2 separate regions of the Homo sapiens genome follow, and region 2 is linked to region 1. Evidence: read pairs that join two places in POLR2A ChIA-PET (ENCODE). Cell type or tissue: MCF 10A. All regions are shown on one strand. Links, peaks and the distances in the headings refer to the core of each region. The heading gives the core; the rest is flanking DNA.

What was found. ChIA-PET counts read pairs that join two places held together with the same protein. Peaks named below come from ENCODE experiments on the same cell type or tissue, not always from the same donor. Only the 100,000 strongest peaks of a DNase experiment are listed, where the experiment ranks them.
Region 2: POLR2A ChIA-PET joins it to region 1 with 8 read pairs; 2 of 35 experiments call an interaction of 5 or more read pairs at or near these places.

What each region holds. Positions count from the first base shown.
Region 1 is chr1:232,765,946-232,769,176 of GRCh38, reverse strand. No RefSeq gene overlaps it. Among named protein-coding and RNA genes, the nearest start is that of LINC01744, 25 kb to the right of the region's middle. In MCF 10A, for the core only: no CTCF peak of the experiment used is centred there; DNase peaks (open chromatin) are centred at 1,306 and 1,646.
Region 2 is chr1:232,683,711-232,686,941 of GRCh38, reverse strand. No RefSeq gene overlaps it. Among named protein-coding and RNA genes, the nearest start is that of LINC01745, 33 kb to the left of the region's middle. In MCF 10A, for the core only: no CTCF peak of the experiment used is centred there; a DNase peak (open chromatin) is centred at 2,011.

The DNA.
Region 1 (3,231 bases), core at 202-2,701:
TTAAGATATGTAATAATTTCCACAAGAAATATTATTGACAATGAAACCTGTAATATATATTATTTACTTGACATTTGGTGAGAGTTGGCATACCACACCCAATAATGGATTTGTGCAAATTCATTCACATGCTCTTGAGCTGCATGCTTTGTGTGTCCAGCAGTATGTAAGTGCTCCCACAGTGAATGGAGAGAAGAGCACAAGCAAAGGCATGGAAGCTGGACACACCCTGTGCCTTCTGAGAGCCTCAAGAGTGCTGGCTGGCATTGTCAGGGCATGGCGGGGATAAGAAGCTACAGTAGGAGCTGAGGCTGGAAGGGCTGACAAAGTTCAGATCACGTAGAGACCTCTGCCCTTTGTGACCATCTGTATACCATGAGGTGGTAGCTGAGGGATAGATTCTCTGACTCTGGAACAGATATAGATGTGCTGGCTTCCAGATGCTGCTCACTTCAGCTTTACAGATATATTATATTGGTGGTGAGTCTCCCTTCACATCTAAGTGTAGAAAAGGAATTATGGAATTGACCACCACACAAAAAAATAGGCTAAGTGTTAGGAAGACATTCTTGGCTCGAGCAATAGCAAAATGCAATTTTAAATAAGTTCTTTTTTTTTTTAGAGAGAGTACAATTGTCCATCAAGCAGGAGGATGGAGAAAACAATTTTGTGGATGACTTTCTCACCCTGTGCTGTTATGCTATTTTGAAGCAGAATAATTACAACTGGGAACAAAGTTTGCTTAACAAATGGCAGTTATTGAAACATTGCCTCTTTTTCCGTGGCTTCTTTTGTTGAGAAAGTTCAGCCAGAATCAAACTCAAGAGGGAAGGATCCTGGAAGATATGTGGATCCAAGCACTGATGGAGTTGAAGAACTAATAACATATTATGGGCTTCTGCTAGACTAGAGGGTGTTTGTTTGTTTGTTTGTTTGTTTGTTTGAAACGGAGTCTCCCTCTGTCGCCCAGGCTGGAGTGCAGTGGTGCGATCTCAGCTCACTGCAACCTCCGCCTCCCGGGTTCAAGTGATTCTCCTGCCTCAGCCTCCTGAGATTACAGGGACTACTGGGATTACAGATGCCCACCACTTTGCCCGGCTAATTTTTGTATTTTCAGTAGAGATGGGGTTTAGCCATGTTGGCCCGGCTGGTCTCGAACTCCTGGCCTCAGGTGATCTGTCTGCCTGGGCCTCCCAAAGTGCTGAGATTACAGGCGTGAGCTACCACACCCAGCCTAGACTAGAGTTATTTAAGGAACAAACGCTCCTATGAACCCAGTCCAATAGGAAGATCACGTCTTATTCTGGCTGTGGGCCAACGTTGTAAATATGGTGCTAGAAATGCTTATGAGAGCACATTTCAGTCAACTCCTCATGTCTAACATAAACAACGCTTTAGGCCAAGGTCGCTAACCTTCTCAAATGGGGTATGCATTTTCCTAAAAATACAATATTCAAAGATGTAACTATCATTTGTGATTTTTTTCTTAAAACTAGCTTTTTTCTTTCAGATTTTAGAATAGCTCTCTCCAACGTCTCATTTGTCCCAAAGCCTGTTGCATAATTCTAATGACTTATGACTTTCAGAAGTCTTCCAAGACTTATGACTCAGAGGTGTGCCTGGGGTTGGTGGTGCAGAGTTCTTACTTCCTGTAGGCCGGCACCAAGTGCTCCCGGCAGATCTACCTTTACAAAGAAGCAGATGCCAAAACCTTGCCCCTCTTGCCCCTCGGGCTGTGCCTGATCACTCAGTGCCATCTGGCCACATTGCTGTGGAGGGAATGCTCTTGGTAACTGTTATTGCTGCCTGGTTATGCGTTGGCACTTTACAACAGTACAGGGAGCTGAGCAAAGCAACAAGCCGTCTCAAAAAAACTAATTTCACTAAATCTCCTTACAATACACGTATGAAAACTTTTTAGAGCTTTTTGGAAGGAAAAATAGATTCAAACTTCATTACATGTGTCAGGAAAAAGCAAAAGTGATGCCTATATTGCAGAAAATGAGCTGTGGTCACTGTTTTTTGCCATTTAGGACCTGTGTTACTGATAGAAGAAATGAAAACCCTCTGGACCCAATAAGATGTTGGGTCTTTCCTTTCTGTTCTCTTCTTGCTCCTCTGCCCAGACCCTCTGACATCTTGCCCAAGTTGACAAACACAAATAGGACTGGCCTTCCAGAACCCTCAAAATGGCCACCTCTTCCCACCTCTTCTTGAACTCTCCAAGTTACAAGTCACTGCTCCTTCTCTTGAACTCCAGGATCTCTCTGTCTGAACTTTCTATCTGACTTTAGAATTAGCATTTGTAACTCCTCTTTTAGATAATTTGCTTATTGACGCTGTGGTCTGGACTGTGTTTGATTCATTTGTACTTTCTCAGTTCCCAAGTACTCAGTGAAATACTGGTGAAACAATTTCCCAGGACTGTGACATTCTATTTGTGGGTGCCCTTTAAGTAAACTGTTGGAGAAAAGCAAAAGGAAAAATACATGATCTCACGCAAACAGGGTCCTCACCTGCCAAGAAGCTGTTTTGTGTTCTCTTGTTAGAATAATTTATCTAAGTTTAAGAGCAAGGATTTTTTTTTTTCTCTTGGGCAAAGTATGCACATGGCTGCTGCAGCAACAGCTCAAATAGACCCTGGCTTCCTGCTGAGGGCCAGAGGGGAAGACAGGGAGAGCACGTCTGGAGGAATCACCCAGCTGGGTGCCCAGACATAGCCACCTGCCTCCTGCCCCATGTCGAGGTGATGTGTCACCACACTGGAGACGGCTGATTTGGGTCACACCGCATTGCAGGCCCCAGATTGGAAACTGTAACCAGAAGAGCATGACATTTTAAAATATCAGTAGCACATCGGGTAAATGATTAAACCTCCCAAACAAGGAGTGTTTTTCTCCACGTCTACTCCAACACAGACTCATCTTCAGACCACTTCACATTAAGCAGTAAGTAGAAAAGAACTTGTCATGGGCAAGAAGACAGAATAAAACCTTACAAAGAGAAAGGGAGAGGGGGAAAACGATAATTTAAAAAGGAATTTTAAGGGGATGGCTGGAGCCGATACCCGCCCTTCCACGTTAGACACTCCTCTGACCCCATCAGTCCTCACTTCTTGTTTTCCAAAACCGTGCTTCATGAGAACAAGATTCCTTTTCCATTCATTTTTTTTTTTTTTTTTTTTTTTTTTGTAGAGATAGGATCTCGCTATATTGCCTAGGCTGGTCTCAA
Region 2 (3,231 bases), core at 523-3,022, 83 kb after region 1:
GAGTTTAATAGCCTGGGCAACATAGTGAAATCCTGTTTCAACAAAAGAGAAAAAACATAACTGGGAGTGATGGCCTCAGGAGTCTGCGGCAGGAGTATCACTTGAGCCCAGGAGTTCAAGCGCTGTGACTGTGCCACTGTATTCCAGCCTGGGCAGCAGAGTGAGACTTTGTCTCAAAAAAAAAAAAAAATGGCCCATGGGCACTATCAGCTTCAGGACAGGTGCTACTCCCCTACAGCACTCAGGGTGTTGATGCCATTCGCACAGGGCTTGGGCATGGGCTCAGAGGAAGGGTAAGCTGGTGGTAGTCAGAGTTGAGCTAATGCTGCCCTTGAGCCATGGCTGCTGCTGCTGAGTTGAGTCACAGCCCTGGAAGGAGTGTGGGGCTTACATGTACTGTCGTCAGAACCAGCTTCTGCCCAGCACTGCATTCTCAGTCAGCCCTGGCTCTGGGACAGGTGGTCCCCAGGGAAGCCTGAAACATCGGGACTGCAGTTCTCTCTTTGTTCTGAATTAGTTCAGATGCATTTTACTGAGTGTGTGTTTCAGGGGTGTTGGAATATCATCAGCAAGCCTACCAGGGAGGGTGCAGACGGGCTCCACCAGGCTTCCTAAGGAAGGAAGTCAGGACTGGAAGAGAACATGGGCCCCAAGAGTCGGCACTCAACTTGCCAGCCAAGAGAAGTATTCCGTATCTCTGGGGTCAGCTTTTCCTGAGGGTTTGTACTCTATTTAGAAATGTGTTTTAGTCATGTCCCAACCGAGAGATATGATCATCAAAAAGCCTTGCAGTCTGGCCATCTGGACACTTGGTTTCTTTGGGGTTTTTTAATAAAGGAAGGACAGAAAAGTCAGCATGTGGCTGGGACATCTGGCTGCCACCATAGAGTCTGGGAAAAGACAGGCAATGATGACTAGCTGTCCCCTGCAACTAGAGTCACATCTCTGCAAAGGAAAAGCTTTCTCTTCTTGAAAGTATCATGTCCAAAGCCGTTTCTCAAGTGAGTTGAGTTCTTCTTGAAATGTCACGTACAAAGCCGTTTCTCAAGTGAGTTGAGTTCTTCTTTATGAATGCCCACCAGACATTCATCAGAATAGTGTCCAGCATTGGGAACCCGAGCTCTTATGTTCCCATTGGAGTGCTTCAGTGGTGCGCTGATGACCTCATGTAGAGGTCTGATGAGAAGCTATTGCACTCAAATCCACCTATTGATTCCAGTTCATGGAACTGACCGAGGCCTTATAAGCTCCTTGCCACCAGCACGACAGGGAGCCCTCCCTCGGAGGGAGCCATGGAAATCCTATAGAGGGCTTACTTCTCTGGCACGGGTGTAATCAATTTCTTCATTCACTCACTTAACACATATTTAGCAAGCACCTATTGTGTGCCAGGCACTGTTCTGGGTGGCAGGAAGCCAAAAATAAGTAGATCCTAGTCTGTACAAACTTTTAAAAGAGAGAAAGCCCTTTATAATGGGAAAGGTATTTGATCATCCAAACCAGGGCTGGATTTGGAATATAGGAAATTGTGGAATTGATTCACTCTGTTACCAGGATAAACAATATGTTTTGCACCCCAGTATTTTCTTTTTTCAGAATGAGGGGAGTGGACAAGACAGCACTCTTCAGGGAGGCAGTTGTCAAGGCTGGGCTTTGCCTCTAGAATTCCCTCAAGATAAATTGCCAACACCTGGAGCGACAATGACCATGGGCCTGTAGCTGACTGTCATCTCAGCTGCCCGCCCTTTCTACACAGAGTGAAGGAGAAAGACTGGATTCCCAGCAGGCCTGAGACACATGAAGGACCAGCTACTTAGGACATGAAAGAAGAATGCCAGTATTTATGGAGCACCTTCTATGGAGCAGAGCCCGTCCACCTACTCCTTCAGGGTGTTACTTGCTTCATCTTTAAAGATGAGGAAACTGAGGCTCAGAGAGGCTAAGCAGCCTGATAGAAAAGGGCAGAGCCAGGAGTCAGATTCAGGCCTATGAGGCTCCAGAGCTCAGGATGACCTCAAATACCACAAGTGAATACATGAATGAATGAGTCATGGAAGAATGGAAGACTGCTTTTGACGGTGGTGCAGCTGATGCTGCTAGGGTCTAGTAATGTATTTAGTCTAGATTGGGCACAATTCATGGGCATTAGAACTGCAGGTGGGAGAAGCAGATGAAGCTTGGTCTTTATGTGCTCAGTGCATCCTGTTGGTTTTGCCTTTCTGCAGAAATGAGTGGAAGCTGAAGACTGAGTGGCAGTGGACGGGAGAGGGACAGAGCCAGGCTCTGGGAAGGTCAGCTGGCAGCACTGAGACTGAGGGAATGGGAGGGACTGAAGAGAAATTTTCTGAAGTTAGCAAAGAGGTTGTAAAGGAGGAAGGAGTGCAAAAGGAATGGGCAACTAATGCTAGAAATATTGCAGGAAAATTCATAAGACTTCCTGACTGAGTGTGTAGGAAATGTAAGTAGAGGAAGGGATCACAGCTGGCTCTGTAGTTATTTATTTGAGCTTATGCTTATTAGTGTTGGCTATGAGCCAGAACTTACTTAGCTTGTCCTATCTGGTCTTCTCAATAACCCCATGAGATATATTCTATTATCATCATCTCCTCTTAATAGATGAGAATGCAAAGAGGCACATAGAGATCATATAAGATTTCTCAGTATGAGGGACATCTCCACCTGGATAGCTTCACCTCAAACTCAACATTTTATAAACTAAATCAACCATTGCTGCCCCCAATTTGCTCCTCCTTTTAGCTTCCCTGTTTTAATCAGTGCCATAATCATTCTTAGTGGCTCAGGGCCAAAGCTTGGAAGAAATATGTCATGTTTATTCATTCATTATATGTGCTTCCTACAAGCTAGGCACTGTGCAAGATGCTGGGATTACAGGTAGACAATATTGGTCCTGGCCCTTAAGGTGCTTAGAGTATGCTGAGGGCCAACACAGAAGAATGGCTGGGTCCCACTGTAGAAGAGAAGCAGGACGTCTCCAAATATGGCAAGCTGCTGTCTTCACATTTCTGCTCAATCTCAGTTATGTAATAAATATGCTTTAAAACATTGTCTCAGCATTCTCCACCTGACCAGCTCCACTCTTAATTCCAACTCACAAAGCTAATACCACTAGAAATTTCTGCAAAAAACCTATAGATTTAAAAAAAAAATTCTGAGCAGCTCAGTTTCCTGTAAGAGTTTTCCTAGCAGAGCCACAAAATTGATAAATAAGGA